Regions from separate parts of the Mus musculus genome. Here regions 1, 2, 3 and 5 are each linked to region 4. The links are chromatin loops, found by intact Hi-C in ENCODE. Cell type or tissue: left cerebral cortex. All regions are shown on one strand. Region 1 overlaps Fmod (fibromodulin). Region 2 has its middle 6.9 kb from the start of Gm31515. Region 3 overlaps Gm41954 (a long non-coding RNA gene). Region 4 overlaps Atp2b4 (ATPase, Ca++ transporting, plasma membrane 4). Region 5 has its middle 36 kb from the start of Gm28441.

What was found. A loop is a pair of places that touch in the nucleus more often than their neighbours do. Peaks named below come from ENCODE experiments on the same cell type or tissue, not always from the same donor. Only the 100,000 strongest peaks of a DNase experiment are listed, where the experiment ranks them.
Region 1: a loop joins it to region 4, with 11 times the contacts of the local background. A loop is called at or near these places in 37 of 42 quality-filtered maps.
Region 2: a loop joins it to region 4, with 6 times the contacts of the local background. A loop is called at or near these places in 2 of 42 quality-filtered maps.
Region 3: it touches region 4 in a loop (2.3-fold over the local background); 2 of 42 quality-filtered maps call a loop at or near these places.
Region 5: it touches region 4 in a loop (2.8-fold over the local background); 13 of 42 quality-filtered maps call a loop at or near these places.

What each region holds. Positions count from the first base shown.
Region 1 is chr1:134,046,442-134,051,441 of GRCm38, forward strand. Fmod (fibromodulin) reads left to right here. Exons shown (of 3, transcript NM_021355.4): 3 at 33-1,839. The coding sequence ends at 184. Among named protein-coding and RNA genes, the nearest start is that of Fmod, 12 kb to the left of the region's middle. In left cerebral cortex, a CTCF peak has its summit at 2,520 (motif pointing left); DNase peaks (open chromatin) are centred at 159 and 2,514; H3K4me3 peaks cover 268 bases.
Region 2 is chr1:133,850,302-133,855,301 of GRCm38, forward strand. No RefSeq gene overlaps it. Among named protein-coding and RNA genes, the nearest start is that of Gm31515, 6.9 kb to the right of the region's middle. In left cerebral cortex, no CTCF peak of the experiment used is centred here; DNase peaks (open chromatin) are centred at 3,081, 4,200 and 4,579; H3K4me3 peaks cover 661 bases; H3K27ac peaks cover 1,365 bases.
Region 3 is chr1:133,838,403-133,843,402 of GRCm38, forward strand. All of the region lies in intron 1 of Gm41954 (a long non-coding RNA gene), which reads right to left. Among named protein-coding and RNA genes, the nearest start is that of Gm41954, 4.3 kb to the right of the region's middle. In left cerebral cortex, no CTCF peak of the experiment used is centred here; DNase peaks (open chromatin) are centred at 2,252, 3,223, 4,142 and 4,959; H3K27ac peaks cover 676 bases.
Region 4 is chr1:133,734,238-133,739,237 of GRCm38, forward strand. It overlaps Atp2b4 (ATPase, Ca++ transporting, plasma membrane 4), which reads right to left. Exons shown (of 20, transcript NM_213616.4): 3 at 4,926-5,000; 4 at 4,301-4,426; 5 at 3,753-3,881; 6 at 2,379-2,414; 7 at 811-972. Among named protein-coding and RNA genes, the nearest start is that of Mir6903, 10 kb to the left of the region's middle. In left cerebral cortex, a CTCF peak has its summit at 2,197 (motif pointing right); DNase peaks (open chromatin) are centred at 2,207 and 2,592; H3K27ac peaks cover 532 bases.
Region 5 is chr1:133,797,174-133,802,173 of GRCm38, forward strand. It overlaps a transcript of Atp2b4 not described here. Among named protein-coding and RNA genes, the nearest start is that of Gm28441, 36 kb to the right of the region's middle. In left cerebral cortex, no CTCF peak of the experiment used is centred here; DNase peaks (open chromatin) are centred at 2,756, 3,917 and 4,745; H3K4me3 peaks cover 3,489 bases; H3K27ac peaks cover 1,633 bases.

The sequences.
Region 1 (5,000 bases), 310 kb after region 4:
CTCCCACCCGCCCTCCCTTTTTGTCCCGCCAGAGTTCTCCATCAGCAGCTTCTGCACGGTGGTGGACGTCATGAACTTCTCCAAGCTGCAGGTGCTACGCCTGGATGGGAACGAGATCAAGCGCAGCGCAATGCCGGTGGACGCCCCACTCTGCCTGCGCCTCGCCAACCTCATCGAGATCTGAGGGGCCTCGCCTTGGGCTCCTGGCTCCGGGCTCCGAGTACCGTGCACCGTGCACCGGGCTCGGGGTACATGCCCTGCCACCCCGCTGCATGTTTGGCTTTTGCTGGATGGTCTGGGACACGCATGTGACAGAAGTCCACAGGATCTTATTCAATCTCCTTCCAACAGGCAGAGTTAGGTGGGATCAGGGGCCAGGCCAGTTTCTGCAGGGGGATGAATTTGGTGGTAAAAGAAATATAGCTATAGAGTCTAGCCCCAAAATCTTCTTGCTTGGACAGTAGCATATAACCAGTTCCAATTTGACCTTTTTTGAGCTGTGCTCAACAGCATGGCCAGCTGCTTCTGCAGTTGCTCTGGGCTCCTGCTCTTTGCTCCTCAAAACATCACAACACACCTCTTGCCCAGTCACCTCCTCCCAGCCCCAGCTCACCCTCTCTGCCCTCTTTCACTGGGGCCTCTTCTAATGTCTTAGGCAGTCAGGAGACACCCACACCCTAAGGGCACACTCTTATCTGAGGCTAAACGGATGGCTAAAATCACACACTTACCCCCACCTCACCTGTTTAAAGTCACCATATTGAACACCATAATGATGAGCTGTTAACATAGGGGATAACCGACTCTATAATGGAGGATCTATCAGAGGAGGGAAGTGTCCAGTGGTCATTATCAGTATCCATAGTAAGATGGGGAAGAGACACACCTCAGGATAGCAGAACTGAAGGGGCAGCCCCCTTTCCAGTTTCATCTGACACAACATGATCTGCACCCCTTCTTGGGCTTTTAGTATCGAAGGGGCAAGCGTGGTTTTCAAAACATGAGAAAGAGCCTCTGCTCATCCTTTGGTCTAGTATGAAGGGTTGTTACGCAAATGGCAGAGGCAGACTCCACCCGCCGAGGACCTACCCACTAACCCAGACTAGGGGGTGATCTCAATAGCTCGTTTGTCCATAATGCTAGAGCATCAGGAACCAGCCCTGTGGAGATGCTCACTGGGGTGCAAGAAGCCCTGCCAGGCCCAAGTCCTGCCGACACTAGACCTGGCTTCCTCTGCATTCACACTATGCAGTCCGCCTTATGCCCAGTGGTGCCTGTGATTTGTAGTTTGTCTAAGAACAGCCCCATCTTCTCCTTTTTAAAGGTGATATTGCCTAGGTACAACCAACAGCTTCTTCTAGACCCCACTGGGATAGAGCCACCAGGGTAGCGAGTGGCAAGAAGCAGTTGTAAGATGCTAGCCTGAGGTGGGTCCCTGCCTTAGACCCCTGACTCTGTGTGCACTTGGGAGCAAGCTTCTCTGGAAAGGACAGGGTGGGGCGGGGTGCTTAGACTGTGCTACGGGTTCCAGAACTGCAATCCACAAAAGCCAAACCAGCTTGTTTCAACCGGGGAGTGCCACCTGCGGAGCAAGGCTGCCCTGGCCAGGGTTCTTGGGAAGCACCTGCATGTATCACCATCCTGCCTCTGAAGAGCCCTCAGCATGAAGCAAGCATGAATGGCGGCCAACCTAACCAATAAAGTTATTTTATAAGTGCATCTGCAAGGATGGAATGGTTGGTGGCAGCCCTCGGCATCGCCTCGGGGTACCTAGACACACAGGCCTTGAACCGTGTCAGCTCTTTATAAAGAGTAGCCTATATAAAAACTCAAGTTAGCAAGTGTTGTGGTATGAAAGCTCCTAGATCTATTCTCACTATTTACCCACCCTTTTGTCTCGCAAGAGAAAGAAAAACGGAGTTTGAGGGCTGGGTTTTGTTTGTTATTTTTGTTTCTGTTATTGTCATTATTTGTCCTGCACACGCACACACACAAAGACACACAGAGACACACAGAGATACACACAAATACACATATAACACACACAAACACACTCACACAAACACACACATACAAACATACACAAACACACAAACAAGACTTATAAACACATAATACATACAGGCAAACAAACATACAAACACACAAACACATACAAACATACACACAGACACATAACAAACATATACACAAACACATTACAAACATACACATGCAAACATATACAATACACATACAAACACCTATAAATATACACACAAACACATAGACACACAAACACATACATACAAACATACACAAACATATAAACACATAAACACAAATACATACAGGCAAACACACATACATGCAAATAAACACACACAGAAATACACACACACACACACACACACACACACACACACACATATTCTACATGCTTTTCTTCCTCTCCTGTCAACCGAGTAATTCTGGATCTGACTGAACCTGGGTATTATTGCCTTAATGGCTGCTGCCCTCTAGTGGCACCTGTCAGAAACTGAACGCTGCACCACCATGCACAACCCACTTGGTTCTGGAAGAAGTAAACCTGAGAGGGAGTCGCCTACCTACTCTCTGCTCCTCTCAGAACGGGTCTCTTGAAACCCTTCTGGTGCCAAGTGCCAGGCTAAACACTTAACATTGCCTTGAAATGATGGAAGCTGCACGTGTGGCTTCCAGTCAGGGAAAAAGGGAAGCGGCTGAGATGAATATACGCCAAATTCTGACTGCCCCAACTCCAGAGTGAGCTGACGATGCCCTGGAGAGTATTCTATGATGGAATGTGGAGATGTGCGAGTCTTGAAGATCTGGCACCAGGGGGGGTGCTGGAGAAGGGGGAGGGGAAGGGACACTTATGGAGGGGTCTGCCCAAACCACAACTGCCTTTCAATTTTGACTGTTAGCAACTCAGCTACGTCAACTGTACTAATTCTTTGGGATTGCTTCTACAGATGCCCTATAGAAGCAACTTAAGAGAGGGAGGATTTAGTGTGCCTCTTGGTTTCATGGGCTCTCACTCTACCACGGGAGGGAGAAACTCAGTTCATGGCACAGAGTGTGTGGCGAAAGGCTGTTCACATCACAGCAGACCAGGAAGCAGAGAGCAACGCAGGAAGCAATATGTCGTTCAAAGGCACACTCCTAGGACCTGCCTCTGCCTAGGCTCTACGTCCTGATGGTTCCATAGCTTCCCAAAGCAGCACCGCCAGCTGCAGAACAAGTATTCAAATGGGAGCCTGAGAAGGACAATCCCAACCAGCACAGCCCGCCCCAGCCTCCAGAGCCCACCCCCAGCCTCTAGAGCCCACCCCCAGCCTCCAGAGGTTTTCGGGCTTCTCACATGTTTTAACCCAATTTCAAAAGCCTTTAAAAAATATATAATTATATATTTTATATATAATCATATTATATATAATAAGTATATATTTATGAGTGTGTGTGTGTGTGTGTGTGTGTGTGTGTATGGTTTCTCTGTGTAGCCCTGACTATCCTAGTACTCACTCTGTAGACCAGGCTGGCCTGGCATCTCAGAGATCCACCTGCCTCTGCCACTGAGTGCTGAGGTGTGTGCCATCCCCTGCTCAACTCGAACTTCAAGAGTCTTAACAATCCCAAGACCTTTCAGAAGACCAAAGTTCAAAGACTCTCCTGGGACTCAAGACAACCTTCTAGCCATGAGGCCCTGTGAGTGAAAAGGATGCTGCCCGGTTTCAGTCTATAGTCCAGGGGGAACATCCTGTTCCTAAAAGAGGAATGGGGATGTAAGGGGAGAACTGGAACTAAGGCAAAACCAACTCCCAGCAGGGGGAATGTCAACTCCTGTAGCTGCATGCCCAGCATTTAGGACAGCATACATGATGTGATTTCCAATGGACTTTAGCTGCCCTGGCCATAGTCCTTATAATGCTTGCAGTGCATACGGTCTCTTTATTTGAGTCATGCTCCTTAGAAAGTCTATGTTCCTGGCATCTGCAGCATCACAGGGTCTCCATTGCAGCTCAGACTTTCTCTCCATTGCTTCGTGCCTAGACATCCAGACCTCTTCCACAGCATAACTACATGTCGCCTGGCCACACAGACTTTTCTCTGGAACCTTGCAGGAAACCTCCATCACCCCAAAACTCTTGCATTCTTCATACCTAGAAAACTAGCATGGTGTATACAATGCCGAGTTCTACTGCTGGCCTGAGTGGTAGCTGGGCTTCCTTGGATTATGGCTACAGAGGTCTCTGAGTGCCTAGGCAGCTGAACCCAGGAAAAGCTGCCCTTAGGCACACCCTTGTGAGTAGGGCACCCCATTGGCATGCTCTCTTTAAAGAAGTCTTTCAAATGAGTTTGCAGTTTTACACCCTGAATCCTGTTTGAAGTCTCACTAATTCTGCAGCGCCCTGAGGAACCGTCCTATTGTCTTAGTACAAAGTGCCCAGTTTCCTCTACTGTTGTTGTTAACAGTTAGTTTCTTTATCTATAACCTTAAACAGCCATGGCTAAACTATGTGCTTCTTGCATCCTTCTGCTCTGAAATTATTTTTAATCCTGATTTTCACTGTAAACCGTCCCCAAAGCAGCCAGCCATGCCACAGCCCGTATGCTATCTTGATATTTCCTCCACCGAATTATCTATTACATTTCACCTTAGCCTCACTTCAAATTTCAGAACATGGGAAAAATATACATAAAACCTTTGCCATCCTTTAATGCAAATGGCTTCTAGTCCAAATTCCTTGAGTCCCTGTTCACATTCAAAACCTCAAGAGAGCTGAGCATGATGGCACACGCCTTCAATCTCAGCACTCGAGAGGAAGTGTCAGGCACATCACTGTGAGTTCCAGCCCAGCCTTGTCTACACAGTAAGTTCCAGGACAGCCAGGGCTATAGAGACTCTGTTTAAAAAACAAAACCAGCCAACCAAACCTCATGAACCAGACCTGCACTGTTTGTCTTTGCATTGGCACGGGGTGGGGGTGGAGGTCTACTGA
Region 2 (5,000 bases), 120 kb after region 4:
TCTCTGGAGGGTTTGGGAGATCAAGGACGAAGGGGCTTTCTTTAGATTTCTTTTGCCATCAGGTTGCCTGCTTACGCTGCTGGCTTGTCCCTTCCTGGATGACAGTTCTCCCAACTGCAGGACTCGTAAGTGGTGTCAGCATCTGACTCATGGTGCTCCTCAGCTCTGTAAGTACCTTGCTCCCAGTCTTGATAATTCAATATCTATCCATCACTGCTCATTTTCTGGGACAATTACTGGACACTCCTTCACTTCAACCTGCATTTTGAGTGTGCTGTTGCGCTCGCTTCCTTCTGCAGATTATGTTTTATAAAAGCCTGTCTTAGCTAAGGTTTCTATTGCTGCGGTGGAACACCATGACCAAAAGCCTCTTGGGGAGGAAAGGTTTGTTTCGTCTTCTAACTTGTAGCCTACGAAGTCAGTCTGGGAACTGGAGTCAGGAACCTGGAGGCAGGAACTGAAGAAGAGACTACAAAGGAGGACTGCTCACTAGCTTGCTCTCCATGGCTTCACCCACCAGAACCACCCACCCAGGAATAGCATTGCCCACTGTGGTATGGGTCCACCCACATCAATCATTAATCAAGAATGCACCACAGGCCAATTTGGTGGGAGCATTTTCTCAGCTGGAATTCTTTCTTTCCAAATGACTCTAACTTATGTTAAGATGACATTAAAAGCAGCTGGCAGAATTGACCCTTTGTCAACTTGACACACAAGCACATCACTGTTAAACTACAACCTCTCCTTTCTTGTTGACTCTTAAGATCTCATATTAATATTAACACCACAATATAAAACATTCCAAATTTAAAAGGTGATTTATTGTCTTGGTTTGGCTTTTACTGCTGTGAACAGACACCATGACCAAGGCAACTCTTATAAAGGACAACATTTAATTGGGGCTGACTGACAGGTTCAGAAGTTCAGTCCATTATCATCAAGGCAGGAAATATGGCAGCGTCTAGGCAGGCATGGTGCAGGAGGAGCTGAGAGTTCTACATCTTCATCCATAAGAAGCCAGGATTAGTCAGTCCTCTGGCAGCTAGGATGAGGGTCTGAAAGCCCACACTCACAGTGACATACTTCCTCAACAAGGCCATGCCTCCTAATAGTGCCAATCCTTGGGCCAAGCATATTCAACATATTCAAACTACCACTGTGTGTGTGTCTGTGTGTGTGTGTGTGTGTGTGTGTGTGTGTGCGCGCGCGCACGTGCGCACGCACTTGAGTGTATGTATGTGCACCATGTCTGTTCAGAGGTCACTGGAGGTCAGAAGAGGGCATCAAGGCCCCTGGAACTGGAGTTACAAGCAGTTGTGAGCTACCATGTAGGTTCTCTGTAAGAGCAGCTGAGCCATTTCTGCAGCTCCACAATCCAACTTTTAAAAGGTTCATAGTCTTTAAAAATTCAAGCTTTAAAGGTCCTATCTCTTAAAACACCCAGAGTCTCTTCCAAAGCTCAAAAGCCTCTCTAAATTATCCAAAGTCTCTTCAAAAGTTCAAAGTCTCTCAACTATGGCCTCCTGTAAGATCAAAAATGAGTTACATACTTTCTTATTCTAAGAAGGAAAAAAAATCATAACATAGTCATAACGAAATCAAAGCAAACCCAGCAGTCAACAATGTATAAAGTTCAGTGCTTGGTGTCTGGGACCCATTCATGACTCTCTGAGTCCCAAAGGGTCTTGGCAGCAGTCATACACACATACAGCTTGTCTTATAGGCTCAGGCCTGATCCAACAAGGTACTGGCATCTCTAAAATGCCTGGGTCTCCACTACAACTGGCCTTCCTCTTCATCAGTAGCCTCACTTGGGCTCTCTCTGGGACTCCAGCCCTGCCACGCAGTGCCAAGGCTAAGCTGTTCTCCATGATCCTTTCATGCCTTCAAAACCAGTACCACGTGGGTGACTCTTACACCACCAAATTCAGCTGCCAGCATGAGGTGCACTTCATGCTGGCGGCTTCATGGACCCACTTCATGGACCGCAGTGATGCTGATCTCTTCTTAACCAGCCGCAGCTGGCCAGCATCAACTGTTCCAACAAAGCAAAGGTTTCACGTTAATGGCTCTGGTCTCTTGTTAATCACAGCTGATTTTCAGCCTCAGCTGACTAGAACCATGGTATTGTAATTCAAAATGTCACTCCAGAAGCCCCTGCAGCCCCTTGAAACTCCACAAGCCAGGGCTCTACCATCTGCCTTGCTCTTACCTTAGCATTATCTCCTCAGTTCCCACAGTAGCTCACTAAGCTCGGAGTACTCAGTGGATTTTCTAGACCGAATTCCAAAGTCCTTCCACAACCCTCCTCCAAACAGTCACAGTCTACTTTCTGGCTCTGATTTTATTCTTAGTTAGTGTCTCTATTGCTGTGATTAAAAAGCAACTTGGTGAGGAAAGAGTTTATTTCATCTTAGTGCTTGTTGTAGTTCAGGAAATCCAGGCAGAGGCCAGGAGGAGGGCTGCTCACTGGTTTGTTCTCCAGGCTTTGTTTTGAGTTGTTTTATTTTGGGGGGGGGGTTGGGGGTGGGAGTTGGGGGGTTGGTTTGGTTTACAAGACAGGGTTTCTCTGTCTCAGCCTTAGCTGACCTGGAACTTCTACTGTAGACAAGGCTAGCCTCTAATTCAGAGATTCGCCTGCCTCTGCCTCCCACATGCTGGCATTAAAGGCATGTGCCAGCAGCTGGGTGTGCTTTCTTATCTAGGACTGGTCCACTCAGGGAATGGCAACAACCAGTGTAGGATGGGCCCACTCACATTTGTCATTAATCAAGAAAATGTCCCATAGGCTTGTCTACAGAGCATCTTGGTAAGGGCATTTTCTCAACTAAAGTTCTTTCTTCCCAAATGACTCTATGTTGTCTCAGGTTGACATAAAAACTAGCCAGCACATACCCTCTTCGGTTGGGCCAGCAGCTCCTTTTCTCCCCAACATAGCTGGTCATGGTGAATGGGTCTGTGTGATCTTCACCATGCCCCACAGACCAGCTTCACAGCAGTTGCAGTAATCCCGAGTCAGATGTGACTCACAGGCTCCCACTGTAGCTGCTGGCCAAGGTAGATGTCCTCATCTTCTCTTCGATGTACATTTCCACAGAGAGGAGGCTCTACCTTCCTCACTCCCTGTTCTGTGTTTTCAAACAGAGTGGTGAGCATGTGTTATTCCATCTTCACAGCATCCCTAACCCAGCCTCACTTGGAGACAGAGCCTTGCTATATGTCCCAGGCTGTCCTGGAATTCTGGATCCCCTGCCTCAGTCTCCTGAGTAGCTGGGATTTGCAGGTCTGTGCCATCATACCCAGCGGCATCTCCTCTTTAAGGAATCCTCCAACTTCTCTATGGCCCAAATAGAGCTATAAATTGTGGTGTCTTGCCCCCATCCCCACAGAGTGGGACTGTAGATGAGGCTGGCTAGTGAGAATTCTCCATCCTCTGACTTCAGAAAGGGCTGCAGGGACAAGCACTTACCTATCTAGAACTGACCAGTCTGCTTGGAGAGTTGAGACTTTCACGGACAGAGAACAGTCTTCTGGGGTCTGGAAGCTATAAGGATATTATAACAAGGGAGTCCTCTGTCCATCTCTCTCTACCCGGAGGAAGGGCTATACTACGGAAGAGAAGAAAGCTCACTCTAAAAAGAGCAGAGATAGAATTATAGTTGACATGCTGGGATGCTGACTTTGGGCTAGACTCCGTTAGAAACACATTGTGTGGAGGCTCTGGTTTATTCACCACAGAGGCCCTCTGAAGTGAGCTGACTATTGTAGCCACTTCACAGAAGGGGACGTGGGGGGCTGAGGCCTGCATCCCATTCCCAGGTTTGCATAACACCAGAGAGTAAGTTCTAAGGTGAGAATGTGAGATTCCTCTCCCCACTTTACAAGGTGAGGAACTTCCCCTGGGCCTCCAAGAATGAATCCCAAGGTTCCTGTGTTTGACTGAGACAAGTGATTGACTCCAACCCAGGGATGAAGAAAACCAAGCAGGAGAAGAAAGGGTTAAGCAATGAGCTTTAACACCACCCACCCAAGAAGGTTCCTGGAGCCGAGATTTGAACCCAGGCTGTGGGATTCCAAAGCCGTCAATCCACACAGCCTTCTCTAGGAGCCAAGATGAGCTTTAGTTAAGGAGCTGAAGGACTTACTCATTTATGAGCAAGTGGGAGAAATGTCAGCACACTAGAGTGCTGGCTGGAGCTGAGCCTGGCATCGGCTGACTTGTGAGCTTTCTAGTTAAGGAAGCCAAAGCACTCCCAGTGTTGCTTAAAAATAATTGTACACCAGTCACTTGCAACCTTCTGATTTCGTTGTGCAACAACTCCCCTTAGAGAGAGGGAACCTTCGAACTGCCACTACCCTTCACACCAGGATACAATGACGCTCACTCTCTCAGATCCCTGCAGGTAAATGGCGCGTTCTTGAGGCAACTGTGGCTGGAGATGAGCTGACCTATAAATGCACTTAACACTCTGCTAACACAGTTTAAGTAGTCAATAATTGTCGGACCTCTCGCTTCCCTTCCCCTGTTAGGAGTAGGTGCTCAATAGCATTTGTTGAATTGAATTAAGTCCTCTGGAGGCTGCAGGATGCTGCCTGCGTTTGAAAGCAGCTGGAGCTGCGGAACCACCAATCCCGGCGCTTCTCAGCCTGAGTGGCGCCTAACAGCTCTATTTGGCTGTTAAAAAAAAAAAAAAAAACAAAACCTGCCCTTCCCTCTGTTTCCCTGGTAGCCTCCTCCTCCCTGGCTTTCAGTCCTCTGACAGAAAAACAAAACAAAACACAACAAAAACAAAACAAAACATCAGCGTGCACCTCGGAGGTAGCCCGGACCCTCCCATGTCTCTGGTTCCCACCCACTCAGCTGGTCCAACCCCGATTCACCTTCTAGGGTTTGTTTGTTTGCTTTTTTTTTTTTTTTTTTTTTTTTTTTTTTGAGCTCTGCTTCTCTTCTTTCTCCTGGTCCTGACTTGCATGCTTCGCTTTTCTGGATGCTTGCA
Region 3 (5,000 bases), 100 kb after region 4:
TTTGCTTTTTTTTTTTTGACAAGTTCTCACTATGTAGCTAAGGCTGGCTTAGAAATTGCTAAGTAGACCAGACTCACAGAGATCTGCCTGGTTCTGCCTTCTGAGTGACAGCATCTAAAGGTATAAGCCACTACACCTGTGGTAGTTTGAATAGGAATGGCCTCTGTAGGTTCATGTTCTTGAATGCTTGGCTATCAGGGAGTGGCGCTACTTGAGAGGGTTTAGGAGGTGTGGCCTTGTTAGAGCAGATGTGGCCTTAGGCTGGAGAGTTGACTCAGCAGTTAAGAGCACTGACTGCTCTTCCAGAGGTCCTGAGTTCAATTCCCAGCAAGCACATGGTGGCTCACAACCATCTGTAATGGGATCCGATGTCCTCTTCTGGTGTGTCTGAAGACAGTTACAGTGTACTCATATAAGTAAAATAAATAAATAAATCTTTAATAAAAAAACAGAAAGAAAGAAAAAGAAGGAAGGAAGGAAAGGAAGGAAGGAAGTAAGGAAGGAAGGAAGGAAAGGAAGGAAGGAAGGAAGGAAGGAAGGAAGGAAGAAAAAAAGGAAGTGTGGCCTTGTTGGAGGAAGTGTGTCACTGGAGGTGGGCTTTGATTTTTGATTTTAAAGAAGAATCATCCCTTGTCCTCTTTTTTGCCAACCCCAATGGCAGCTTTATAGATTTCTGGACCAATCTACTCCTGATGACCCTACTTCTCCCCCTTCCTTCTGCTGGTTGGCCTCTGTGGCCTCCAGTCTCTTCTCTTTCTCTTCCTGTGCATCTTCTTCAGCTGAAGTTCTCTTCTCCAGAGCTCTTTGGCCCTGGGGTGCCTCTGCCTCCAGTTTGGTCTTTGCATAGTTTCTTTTGAGGAGTGTCTGTCAACTTTTGTTTACTAAAACCATGATGAGGCCCCTGCCCTCCCATCTCAGAAAGCAGGATACACATCTCTCACTTTGACAATGGTAGTCAACTTTTTTTTAAAAGAATTATTTATTCTATGTATATGAGCACACTGTAGCTATCTTCAGACACACCAGAAGAGGGCATCAGATCCCATTACAGATGGTTGTGAGCCACCATGTGGTTGCTGGGAATTGAACTCAGGACCTCTGGAAGAGCAGTCATTGCTCTTAACCACTGAGCCATCTCTCTAGCCCCAGTAGCCAACTTTTAATTATTCTCCCTGACTGCAGTTCGCCTCTCGTAGAGTGGTCAGCGTGACATTCCTAATACGTCTCACCACATCGCACCCCAGGAAAACCTATCAATGACTCTCCATCAGCTCTGGATTGAAGTCCAGACTCCCTGGCTGAGCGCATGTGGCCCTCTCTTCCCTGGCCCTCTTCCCCCCTCTCCTGCTGTCTTTGTCTGCGTCAGTGAACTCTTTCCCATCAGCCCAAGGCTTCTCACTATTTGCACCTACCATTGTGTGTGTGTGTGTGTGTGTGTGTGTGTGTGTGTGTGTCCCTTTTGCTTTCTTTCCTTGGCTAGCACATCCTCCAACACAGAGCCCAGCAGACTCCTCCAGGCTGAGGAAGCCCCTGAATGGTGTTCTTGTTGCATTATATACATCTACCAAGTCAATGTCTACAGCTGTGGTTTTTGTATACACCCCCGTCACTATGCTGTGTACCCTGGAAGGCAAGGGTTTGTGTGTCGTATATTCAGTCTTACGCTTTCAGATCCCTGGTGCCCTAACACAGAGCCTGGGACAGGCAGAGGTCATGTGATAAGTGCTGGATTCACTGACTCAGGCATCACGCTCAGCTTAGCTGCCCATCTGTGGTGTGGTGGCAGGCTTTATTCTTCTGTGCCTTGGGTTTCTCTACCAGGATCTGCATTCCAGCCTGTGGCTCCTCTGCACCCACTTTCCCACCCTGTCAACATGCTCAGGTTTGGCCCCCACCGGTTCCCTCTCTCCCTTCTGTTTCTTCCTGTCTATTTTAAGAAGTTCTCGCTACCCTCCTATACCTTTCTAGATGCTTCTCCCAATAGGGGAGGTGGAGCACTTCAGGAAGTTCCAGCCCACTCCTGGCCCAGGTAGCTGCAGCAGGCCTTTGTGTAATTGCCCTCACATCAGGACTTAATGACTGCAAAGCAGCTGCATCGCAATCCACATGATTATGGGCTTATAGCAACGCGACGGAAGCAAGCCTCGTGGTTACTGTTGGATGCACACCCAGCAGGCCCCTCTGTGCAGAGCCTTTTAGAGGATGCGCCTCTCAGGCCTTTCGTGGAGAGGGTCATTTGCTAACTGCCTTTCTCTCTAGTACTTAAAAGCGTCAGAACGTGGCTTCGCTCCTTGGTGCTCAGCCCTTGTCTCCATGGTGAGACTCCCGTGCAGCCCACTCAGCCAGGCATTTGACAGGTTATACACTGAGCTTCTCCCATGGGAGGAGCCTCACATAGGCACGATCAGATCATTCAGTCAGTCCCTCACTCACACACTTCTGGGTTCTTACTAAGAGAGCACTAGGGTGAGGGATTGGTGTACACAGGCAAGGGGTCATTCTAAGACCCCCCCCGAAAAGAAACTCTCAGACCAGTGTGGAGGTAAGACAACCCAACAAGAATGTCTTGTTAGGGATCAACACATCAGGCCTGTGGGGGAGGGGGTGCATACCTGAGCATCAATTACCTGTTGAAGGTGGCATGTGAGTAGTGAGGGCTGGTCTAGCCTGGAACCCTATCACAAAGTCCTGCCACATAATGGAAGTGTGCCTTCCCTTCAACATCTCTTTCCTGAGTTTTGAAGTTGATTTCTTTGCCTTTTTAATTTTTATTTATTTATTTATTTTTACTTTATTTTATTTTAAGACAGTGCCTCACTGTTTAGCCCTGGTTGTCCTGGACCTGATTATGTAGGCCAGTCTAACCTGGAATTCACAGAGATCCTCCTGCTTCTAACTTACAAATGTCAAGATTAAAAGCATGTGTTGCTATGCCTGTCCTATGACTTAATTCTAAACAGACACCGGCCTTCCAGACTGTATCTGCCCCAGGCTAGCTGTGTGGACCTCGTACTTGACCTCAGACCCCTCCCACTCACTGTTCCTCAGGTGTCCATACCTCAGGTCTCCCAGGAAAAACAATCACCAGGGGCTGGGAAGATGGTTCAGTGGTTAAGATTTGGATTTGCAGAACCCACAGAAATGCTGGCAGGGTGTTCCTCTTGTGGTTCTAGCTTTAGAGAGCAGAGACTGGGGATCCCCAGAGCACGCTGTCTAGGAAGATTAGCTATTTCCTTAAACTCTGGGTATGACTGAGAGAGCGTGTCTCAATGAGTAAGGTGGAAGGTGATTCTAGAAATTCACTACGGGTCCCCACATGCACGCTCATCCCCACATGTAAGTGTATGCACTTGTGCGCACGCGCGCGCGCGTGCGCACACACACACACACACACACACACACACACGGCTTTGTGGCTGATGTGGGGAAAGTGGCTGTTGGTCCTCAGTGCCTCAGCCACAAAGAGAGTGCAAAGCTCATGTGACCTTCTCTGGTGGCATCCAGAGAGCACTTGAACTTGCCATGCCAGGGAGCAGCTGTGAGGCTGAGCAAATCTCAGAGCCCTTCTCAGGATCAAACAGATGACTCCCACAGGAACTTTCTGGATTGTTCTCTTGCTTGCTGCCCCCTCGATCCCCAGAATTCATCCCTAGGGTGATTTGCTTTGCTGGCTCCCCTGGATGGAGTGCAGCAGCAGGTGGGCTGTTGGGTGACACCCATGCTCTAGTAGCTGAGCAGGCTCAGATGGGAGAAGGATGCAGGCTTGCGGATCATGCTGTGCTTGGAATGGGCAGGGTGGGGCTTTTCCCATTTTGTTTCTCATTTTCTTTACTCAGTAGGTAGGGCTGTGTGTATATGTGTGCTGGAGAGAGAGTATTTAGGGATTGGCATGAGTATCTGCATGTACAAGCGCGCGTGCGTGTGTGTGTGTGTGTGTGTGTGTGTGTGTGTGTGTGTGTGTGATGCATGCGTAGCATGTACGGCTGTGTGGGAGGACATCAGCCACCTCTTCTTGCCTATCATCTTGGCTCTGACACCACTCCCACTGACTTGGCCTCACAAAGTTTGCCGGTTGCGGGGTGGGTTGGTGTAACAAAATAGAAGATGCAGATCACAGCTCAGTTGTGTGGTTTCCTTGGCAACCTCAAAACACAGTGGGGGAGGGCAGAGTGGGAACCAGAGAGGGGGAGTGACTAGGCTCTAACCACCCATCTCTGTCTCTCTCCCTCTCTGCCATCTCGCACCCCTCAAAGTAGCCCAGAATAAAATATGAGCCAGTCCCAGAATGCTCCTTCCCGAGTCACTGGGAAGGAGGGAGATGAAGGGACAACATCTCCTCAGAGGAGAAAGGCAAGAGGCGGGCTCAAGCTCCTCCTTCCTGCAGGAATTTGGCCAGGCTCCCTCACCTTTCTTACCAAGATGGCTATCTCCCTCCTCCATCTCCCTCTTTTTCTTATTCCCGAAGCTTCCAGGGCCTTTCTCCCCACAAACTTCCCCAGGGAATACCAGAGGCCAAGCTCCCAGGTTTTTTGAAAGGCTATGACTGGCAGGAGAGCAAGGAGTGGGTGTCCCCACCCCCACAGAACCTCAGGGCTCCATTCCTAGAAAGCAGGAGACGGAACCAAGTTGGAGGCAGAAGACAGATTGTTCATTAAGAACAAAGACATTTATTTGTAATTAGTGGAACTGCCTCCCCTCTAGCAGGTCTCCTCCCTGGAAAATGAGCCCTCGATACCAGTGCTCAGCAGATCCGAGCAATACCCTCATCCAGCAATTCTGGACAGCTGGAGGACTCTTCTTAGAGAATAGACCACTCTTGTTAATAGAATTCCTTTACCAGAGCATCCAGAACTTTCTAAAGATATGATACAACTTAAAGCAACAACCAGCCTAACACCCTCCTAGTCCTGTGACTACATCCACAGAGATCATGACCTTGGTGTGGAGCAGACACCAAGGAAGGGGACCCTGCTGGCTTTTTCCATATCTAGCTAGCGGGT
Region 4 (5,000 bases):
ATACACTCCCTCCAGAACTTTCTGGGATACTCAAATGCTCTGACTTGGTGCTGTCCAGTGAGACAGCTACTGGACCCATGTGGCTACTCAGGAGCAGGCTGTAAACGGTTGCTGCTGTTGTGTCTATCACAGATCTTTGGAGGCTCTCAGGCCCCGCCATAGACTTTCGGAAGGCAGTCTGCACTTTAGCAAGGACATCTGGAGAATTGTGCCCAGAGAAGCAGGCTGAATATGGTGGTGGCAAGCAGAAGTCTGAGGTCACAGAATACTCACTGACAGACCACACCTCAAGGGACACTGCACAAGGTTCCTTTTCCTGCTGTTCCCCTTGGCCAGAGGATGGGAGGGAAGGGTAGGGGTGGGTGATGGAGAAGCCACTTGTCACTCTGGCTATAAGACCCCTCTTGTGAATAGAGTTGAATAGACTAAGCAGTCTTCCTTGGTCTCCACATCTTTACTGTGTATTTATTGCTCTGTGCTGGGCCACAAGATTCCACAACTAAGGAGGGAACTGCCTAAAGCAAACTCTGTCCTTGGAAGGATTCCAGGACAGTTGAAAGTTCTTAAGGTCTCCTTCCTGTTAGCATGACAGCCCCCCCCCCCAATATTTGTATGAAAGAGACCTCAGGCTATTAACCTTTCTACATAGGAGGAAATCTCTTCCCTTCAAAACCCAACAGTGACCAAAGATACAGCTCTCTGGAGCTCAGGAGCCACCTGAGGGCCAGTCCTGCTGGATGTGGTGAAGCAGCCAGCACATGTGGCGACATCACATCAAATCTGCAATGGGAGGCAGGCTTAACCACTCACCCGCCTTCCCGATCTGCACAGCCAGGCGTGTGAGTTTGCCTTGCAGCACCGACTTCTCTTTCTTGGGTATCCTGGCTATTTTCTTCTCCTTGTCCTCACTGTCGAGCCCCTCTTGGCTGTTGAGTGGCTGGATTTCCAAGGCCACTCCATCCTGGGTCTTTGCTAGGGTAGACACACGGACAGAGCAAGTGAGCAGGCAAGAATATAGCAGTGGATGGCAGGCAGGTGGAAGGCAAGATGCCCTTCTGTCTCTTCCTGGAATGTTCCTTAGACCCCTGACTGGTCCTCACCCATGCCAGACACAGGACTCCACTAGGGCCTTTGGGACATGTCTGACAACTGGAGATGAGGTCGAAGATGCTTCTCGGTCTGGATTTTCTCTTTACCACAACTTCCTGGCATCCCTCAGAGCCACAGGCCAGGTTTATAGCAACAAGGGGATTGATCACACCATGGAGGCCATCTATCCCCTTACTAAGCATCCTCTCTGGAATCCAGACCTTAAAACAGGGAATGTTTACTGTAGAAAGGGATCAAAGGGCTGATGTTTCTAGAACATAAGGGCCCTAGTCTATTCTGTTAAAACCCACTTCCCCCAATCAGGGAAGAAAGACAGATGCTCACCCCACCCCTCCCAAGACCAAAGTTATTTTTCAGCTTCTATAAAAGTTGAAGGACAAGGGAAGAAGGAGGTACAGAGCAGGACCTGAGTTGAGTATTTTGGGGCGGGGGTGGGGTGAAGAATAGAAGCTGCTCTAAAGACACAGAGGAAGGCAAAGCAGAGAGCACGGGCACATCAAACCCAGGATTTCCCCTTTGGAAGAAGAATAAAGAGACCTGAAATTCAAGTTCTTTCTCCTTAAGCCCGGGTGATCCAATATGGTGACTTTATTTCTGAAGAATACTATGATGTGTGTAATGGGGGAAAAACTACTTTAGGAGCCATGTCAAGACTACTTCCTGCTGGTCCCCGTCCCCCTCCAACGTCACTGTTTGCTTAGGAACTCCCTCCTGAGTTACGGTCTCTTCTGTCGGATGCACAAACAAGACGGAGATGGGATGCAGACACAGCCACCAAGAGAAACACAAACCATATCAGGAGGAACAAAACAGACTGTGGTGAGAACAAAGAAAGAAGTGGGCAGAGAGGCAGAGGGAAATGTCTCTTTCCAAAGCCTCAGAGCAGACGAACAGAGAAGAAATACAAACCAGAAGACACCCATGAGGCGGCTAGCAGAGGAGGGTGCAGGGACTGCCTGGCCAACACCTTCCACCGTGACTTCCAACCCAGAAACTGCCGCTGCCGCGGACAGTGAAGCAGAGCTCAGCGCTGAGAAGAGCGGATCGGTACCAAAGAATTGTGGACATTGCTTCCTCAAGCTAACAGCAGAGGGTGCTGCTGTTCTGCCTGAAGCCCACCCCCAGATCTCTGCACCATCCTCAGGATGAGGCACTGGGCCACAGCAGCAGATAACAGATTATGGAGAGGGCAGGGAGGCAGATGGCCTGGAGAGGTCTGGTTTGAGCGTGGCAGGTAGAGATGGAACGTGAGTGGGTGGAGAGGTTACCTTTGTTGCGATTTTCAGGGGCTCCTTGTTTTTTACCTGTTTGAACAAGAAAGAAAAAGCGGGGTGGAGACCCAAAGTAACTAGAATAAAGAGATGATCTGATATCCAATTCTGTCCTTTCCCAGCACAGAAGGGTGACAGTGAAGGAGGAGGTCTGCGGGGCAGGGAGATACTTGGAACGGAAGCTCACGTCTCTGCTCAGTCATCCTTCCTATCTCGATTCAAATGGATCCCTGGGAGCCAAGCATCAGACAGCTGCACACACGGTCATGCCTGAGCTTCTCCTGCAGCTAGGAGGGAGGATGCTCCTGTCTTGAGTCACAGCTCTTGAGAAAATGAGGGTGGGAGTTAGGGAGAGAGAGGCTGGAGATAGCTGTCTGTGGCGAGGCCCTAAAATGCATCTTCAGGTCAATTCAACAGGCCCTAGGCAAGCTTTCTAGGTGTTCAGCTGAGGGCAGCTGTAAAAATGAATAGTTGGGTTCTGAGAGAGTGTTACTCTTTCATAAGCTTCTCTCTACTAAGTACCTCAGATGATTCTCAGCCAAGTGCTAGAAACCCTTTTCTTCCCACAGGAAGAAGGAATGCTCAAAAAAAGGCCTGAGTCTGGCTTTCACATCTGGGTCTCTTTCTCCTGATGTTCCTACCTCAGGAAGAAGTGAGTGACCAAGACTAGGGTAATTGCGGGATGAACATAGTCTCTTGGCTCCCTATCTTCCAGCTGTGCCTGTCTTCAGCGGAGAGCCCACAGTTTCTGTGGGATCCATGTTTTGCTTTAAGTCACTTCCCTCTTAGCTGGGATAGTTCATTTTTACCCCTCAGTCCTTGAGGAAGAAGGGAAGGGAAGAGGAGGACGTCATGGAGGCAGTTTGGCTGGAGCTCTTGCCTGCTCTTTCAGGCTGGGCTACCCCTCACAACCTACCGAAGACACAGGGACTGAGGAAATGCAATCTGACCTGAGGGATTTGAGTCAGGGTTCGATGGTTTTCATTGGTGCTCCTCAGAGACACAAGGTCGACGAGTGTGTGTGTATGCACGTGTGTGTACCTTCATATATGTCTATGTACCATGGGTTTGCCTGGTGTCCACACAGGCCAGAAGAAAGCACAGGATTCCCTGGAACTAGAGAGCTGTAGATGGTTGTTAGCTGCCAATGTGGGGCCTGAAAACTGAACCCGGTCCTTTGCAAGAATATGTGCTCTTAACTACCGAGCCACCTCTCCAGCCTCACAACTGACATTTGCATCTTGCCTAGGAGGCTGGGTATCTGTTGCTTTGTCCCGGCAGACTTTCCTAACAGCTCTTCCGTCTGGATCTGCTCTCCGACCTTTAGTTCAGTCACAGGGATGAGAGAATCTCATTCGGCACGCCCCTTACCTTTCTTCTTCTTGTCATCATCATCTTCTTCCTCACTAGCTCCTAAGAGGGTGAAGATGATTCCAGTCTGGGAGTTGACCCCCACAGCAGTCACTACCATCCGTCCAGAACCTTCCATCACGTGAGTCCCTACAGAAGGGAAAGGAGAAGGCAGAGAGGGATGAGTGCTGTCTGATGTTCTTAGCTGTGATCTGTTAGGAAATACAAACATAAGAGCATGGTGCTCCCTTTTCTCTGTGGATTGTAATTAATTTAGTAGGCAGCAAGAAAAAGCTAGATGAGCCTGTTTAAAACAGGCCAAGGAGACAGAGGTTAAGGTTAACATATTAACTTTATGCCATCCTCTCAAACAACAGAACTCCTGTAACACTTAATGAAAAACGTCTTTCAGGTTACTGACATCCCTGCATCAGGAATAACCACGTTTCTACTCTGACTCAAACCAAGAGAAGAAGAAAGCTTGGAGCCAATAGAGGGAAGAGATCCCCGAACCCTTGACCCTACTATCTAGAGGCTGTGATAAAAACCTGGGCAACCAGATACTATACCCGAGAGCAACATGGGGTCTTTGTCCAGAGTCTTCTTGACATGATCTGATTCTCCTGTCAGAGAGCTCTCGTCAATCTTCAGATCATTTCCCTGGATTAGAATTCCATCTGCAGGCAGCAGGTCACCTAGTGCATAAGGGAAAGGGTGACAATAAGGGAGAACGGGTAAGACTTGGTAGGGGATAGTCATACGGACCTCCATCCAACTCCTCCACTCTACCTTAGGGATGCTCTCCTTATGGTCTCATGAGAATGTCAAGAGCCTCCACATAAAGGGGTAAAAAGGATATAACTCTAGAGCTGCGTTGGGACTCTGTGGCAGAGGGCTTACCTATACTGCAATGGCCCTGGGTTTGATCCTTAGTGCCACACATATCTTGAATCAACACCTTCCTGTAGCCTAAATATTCCATATTTTTACTCCTAAGCCATACAGGACAAAAGTCTGACTTGGACGAGTTTTGGCTATGGCTTTCTTCAGAATTTCTTCCCACAACCCCCTTAAATTCTCACTGACGGGTTAGCAGAGGCTTTCAGAAACTCCCAGCTCCTCATGTCAATGGACCTATTCTTCAGATGTCTGGGGAGGGGGATGTTGTTGGCTAGAGAAACATGGTGCTCTCACCGTATTTGATCTGGGCAATATCTCCCACCACAATCTCAGCCACTGGGAGTTGGATAAGCTGACCATTCCGGATAA
Region 5 (5,000 bases), 63 kb after region 4:
GATAGGACTGGAGAAAATGATAGTGTGCTGTTCATGTACAAGAAATCACCTTTGAATTGCTCTTTTCTTCCCCACCGCAAGGAAATGATAAATAGTCTATATTTGAATAGAACAAAAATATGTATGATCCTGTGTCAATTTAGAATGACGTGTATACCATCTATTTTCTAGAGGGGGAAAAGAGTGGAGAAATGCTGTTAGTCCAGTAAGAATGCACCTAGAGAGTACCTGCCCCACCCTATCCTCTTCATCCTACTTCTCCTGGAAAGGGGGATGGATGAGAGGATCAGGCAATGGGCTGGGTGGGTGGCATCTCTGGGAGGCACTTGCAGGGAAGGAACACAGATGGCCTGGCAGATACCCTTCTAGGAAAGGGCAGGCTCAGGGTGGGGCCCATCACCTGTAAGGTAGTATCAAGCTTCTTGGGCTCCTAGGCACCCCAAATAAACAAACTCTCCATCTCCTTTCAAAGTTTGGTAGATCTTAATGAGGGGTGGGGGGAGGGGTGGTCCTGAGGCCCAGAACACTGAATAAAGAGCAAAGAACCATGGGTACCGAGAGGAGTCAACTTAGTAGTCTCAGCTGGCAGTCTGAGCTGCTGACAGGCAAGGCTGGGGAAGAGCTAGCCTAGGTCCCCCTTCCTCTCTAGATCTTATAGAAACTGAGAGTGTGACATAAGTCAGGCCCCTGCTGTTCCTGCTCAGGGACCTTACTCTACCCAGCAGCAAGCCTTGGGTAGATTCTGACTCTTCTAGTTCAGGGGTGCAAGGGGGGTGGGGTGGGATGTGTGTGCTCACTTAGTACCCTCTTTCTGACTCTCTTCAGACATCAAAGACCATAGCTGTGTGACAAATCTGACTCAGCCACTCCTTCCCACTGTCTCGGTAGTGAGCAGGGTTCCCAGAACAAGGAGAAGCTATAGAACAGAGGGCAAACCAGGGGCCCCTTCTGATACCTCGCATGCAACTGACTCTCCGCATGCTAACACTCCACCCCTCGGGACTAGCAAGATGGACCTGTAGATAAGGTCCCCTCCCTCGAAGCCTCTCCTGACCTGAGTGTGGGTGCCCTGGACCCACATCATACAGAAGAGAACACATTGTCCTCTGACCTCCAGATGCACCCTCCCTCCCAGATGTTTTTTAAGAAATTAAGCTGCCCTTTTCTTCTCACAAGTGTTGACTGAGTGCCTCTGTATGTCTCAGCACTGTGCTAGAAGCTGGGAATGTGAGGGGTGAGACAAACTAAGCTCCTTCAACTTGACCTTGGATCCAGGGACACAGAGATGGAAAATGGAAGGGGAAGGGAATGAGGGACCGGCAGGGACTGGAAGGCCAGAAGCCTCTACTCCTTCTAAGCCCTTTCTCCTGAGGGAGTACTCAGAGGGCAGAACCAGGCAGGAGGGTGGAGCCAGCTGCTGACAGGCTGACAATAGGGCGGGCCACAGAGGCAGCTAGAGGTGAGGGGGCCCAAATTCTGAATCAATATTCCCAGCCCCTCCCGGTTGCACAGCTGGGAGCAACAGCTGGCCTGAAAAGCAGTCACCACAGCTGCCCTAGAGGCAGGACACAAGACCACTAGAGCAGGTGCCCTAGTGCGCTTATCTAAGCAGGCATTTCAGGAAGCAGCCATCCTTGTCTACCAGTGTCTGCCCCCAGGATTCTCTCCTCCCCTTCCTATAGAATAAGGACATCAATTCTTCCTGGGGCTGGAAATACAATTAGGTTACAGTGGCAGAGAGGTACAGTCTGAGCCATCACCAAACACTCCAAATGAAGGCGTACTCTTGAGGCTTTCCTGGTTACCCTTAAACTCTCCTAGCCTCTGTCTCTTTCCCAGGGTCTCTGCAAGGCTTTTTCTCATAACCCAGACAGGTAGCTGGCTTAGCTAGCTTGCCTGATTCATAGGGCCCTCTTGTGAAATCTCCCCTTTCCCCTAGGCCCCTTTCCATGCTGATCCCTGCCTGGAACAACCCTGGTCTTCTCCCTTCCAGATAAGGAGGACCCAGAGCAAGGGGGTGGGGGTGGGGTTACAGGAAAGGGTCTCTAGTTAGGAAGAACCAGGAATAGGAGGAGCTGGGGGGGGAGAGCAGGTGGATCTGAAGACTCCCTGCCAGACACCCCAACTGGAGGAGGAGATAGTTGGTCTGCAGAATAGGGACTTCTTTTCCCTCCCTTCAGTCCCCTCTCCCCTCTTGGTATCACAGTGACTGCCTGATTCTCCATCTGACACAGAACCCACCCTCCCTGGCCAGCACATGCTGGCACGGGGTCTGGAGGGGATTGTGAGTCCTGTAGGAGTGCCCTGGAAGGAGGAGGCTCTAGCCAGGGCTGCCTGTCTCTGCTCCCAGGATTTATCGGGGAATGGGGGGGGGGGTGTCCTTCCATCTCTTCCACCCAGCTGGAAAAGAAGCAAGGAGGCACTCTTTCTAGGGTGGACCAGAGAGCAGGGTTCAACTCATCTTGGGAAAAGATGTCAAGTGGCCCCCAGGTCCAAGACAGGGAGAGAGGAAAGGGTGGGAGGCAATCTCAGCCTTAATGGTAACCTCTTATGGGACCTGTTCAAGGACCCTCTCAAGGGTCAGCGGCCCAAGCCAACAAGCCCCACAGCCTGGGGCTTGAAACTGAAAACTTTTCAAGTCCCTTCTCCTGCATTCCCTATAGACGCAGAGATGCGTGGGGCGGTGCCCTCAGAGACACTCATACAGTTGGTTCTGGACGCTTACACTCACTCAAACAACAGCAGTGCGAGGGAACTCCCAGCTTTTTCCACAGCTAATTATAGACGTCAAAGTCTGAGGATGTTTTGTAAGCCTCAGAGAGAAACTGCTGAGGTTTCTATGCAAAGCCAAAGAAATTGAATTTGTGTACTCCTGGTTCCCACCCTCCAACTTCTCCTAGCCCATCTCCACCATGGCCCCAGGGTGCCCCCTCCCTGGCCCCCAAGGCCTTCCTTCCCGCTTAAGATTTATTTGGATCTGTTTCGCTCCCCTATCTCTCTTTGGGGCTTTCGAGAAAGGGAACAGACGCGGAAAATATTTTTTTTCCGCAACAGTTTTCCATTCTGCGGCTGGTTCCCAAGCCAAGGGGGAGGGGGAGGGCAGGAGCGGGGAGGGAGGTCGGCTGGAATAAATACTTCTTCCAAGAGCTTAATTTGGGTGCGAAATAGGCACTCCCTCCATTCCCGCCCCCCCCCCCAATCCCACGATCCAGAGGAAAACGCAAAAAAAAAAAAAATCACTTGTTTGATTAATTCTTCGGAACCCAGGGAAGAAATATAATGTTGAAGAAATCACTCTCCATCTTCCTCCACACACACACACACCTCTCTCTCCCATTCTGACATTCCACCCCTCCCAGAATTTGCTAGCTTGAGGAAATTCGGGATCTTTGAAAAGCCGTTGAGAGGCAAGAAAGAAACAAAGTTTGCAAACCCCGAGCCAATTCATTCTCTTCAAGCCTACCTCTCTTTCTAGCAAAGATCCAGGTGTCTCCGAGCGGGACCGTCCCTCCGTGTTTCCATGGACCGAGTAGGGTGGGGTGGCCACCCACCGCTCTCCCCAGTGTGGCAAACCACCTAGTGATGCTGGCTTTGCGCTCTGGCCTTTCAGCTGGGGGGAGTGGGCTGGGTCTTCTTCCCCAACCTTTCCACGCGAAGGACCGTCCCTGGGAGAAAATGGGTGCAGGGAGCTGGGCGGGTGTCTGATCTCGCTGTCTTCGGAGGGATGGACCCCCAAGAAGTTCGTGCCCCCACCCCACCCCCCAGCCTAGGACAGTCTCAACAGCAGAGCTGTCTTAAGAAAATGCTTGTCATGGCAACAGCTCCAGCCAACTCCGGCCAGACTGGGGCTCCCCAGCTCTCTCCCCCAGCAGAGCAGGAGGAGAAAGGGGCGGAGCGCGAGCCAGCGGGGGTGGGGCTTGGCGAAAGGCCAGAGCATTGCTCAGCTCTTAAGGTGGCCCAAGTACAAGGCGCGGCGGGATGATGCTACACGTTCGGGTCTTAAGGCGGAATGGGGAAGGCTATGGGGAATCCTCTATCTTCTTGGCTTTCCTCCTGCGCTGTTTCTTACTTGTTGACAGGAGCAGAGCAGGACTGTGTGTGGGTGGAGGTGGGAGTGGATGTGGGCAGCGGTCTTCAACCGTTGCTATGTGGAGGGGAAATAAAGGAAGTGTCTGCAAGCCTTTCTGCTTCCTGCAGCTCCTCCAGGTCTCTCGATCTCTGACTGAATTAGACCCAGGCCCCAGAAACCTGAGGAAGCTGTGGGCATTCGCCCTACTGACCCCGTCTGAACTGGGAGTTCACTGGCAGACTATTGCTCAGAGTGCCTCCACACCCTTTCACACACAGATCACAGACTGCTCTCTCTTGCCTGTGTACCCAACCAAAGGCATGGCCACAGGGTACAGACCAGCTTCTTGCCTATGTATTGGTTGCACACCCAAACTTTTGCATCTACAATATTGTTTCTAGTTGTCCTGGCAGTCTCATTACTTAGTCCTTATTTCATGGTTGGGGAACTTAAAAGATTGAGTGACTTGCCCAAAGTTAATCTGGTTAATGACAGCTAGGATTCAAGGGCAGGTCAGACCCATTCCAGTGCCCACGAGCTTTTCCTCCCCACTGTAGCACACTATGTCACACATTTCCATCCTAGACTGTATGCACTGAGACATTCATACCCACTTAGACATAGCCTATAAACTGTTAACCACACCCCCGTGCCACCCACCTGCCAGCATTGTGCAACAGTATCACCCATAGCTTTTGCATGGAACCTTATGCCTTTCAAGTACTAACATGCACCATCAGCTGGCTCACACAACATATCTTCATTGACTGATACATTCCCACACCCACCTCGGCAGGCACACTCACTCCTGTTTATATATATGCTTATGAAAGGCAGGCTAACGTAACCTCACAGGTTATAGTGGAGAACGGGATTATCATAGCTTCAAACCTATTCATCAAGCTTCAAAAAGGCCCCCACAGCTAAGCCA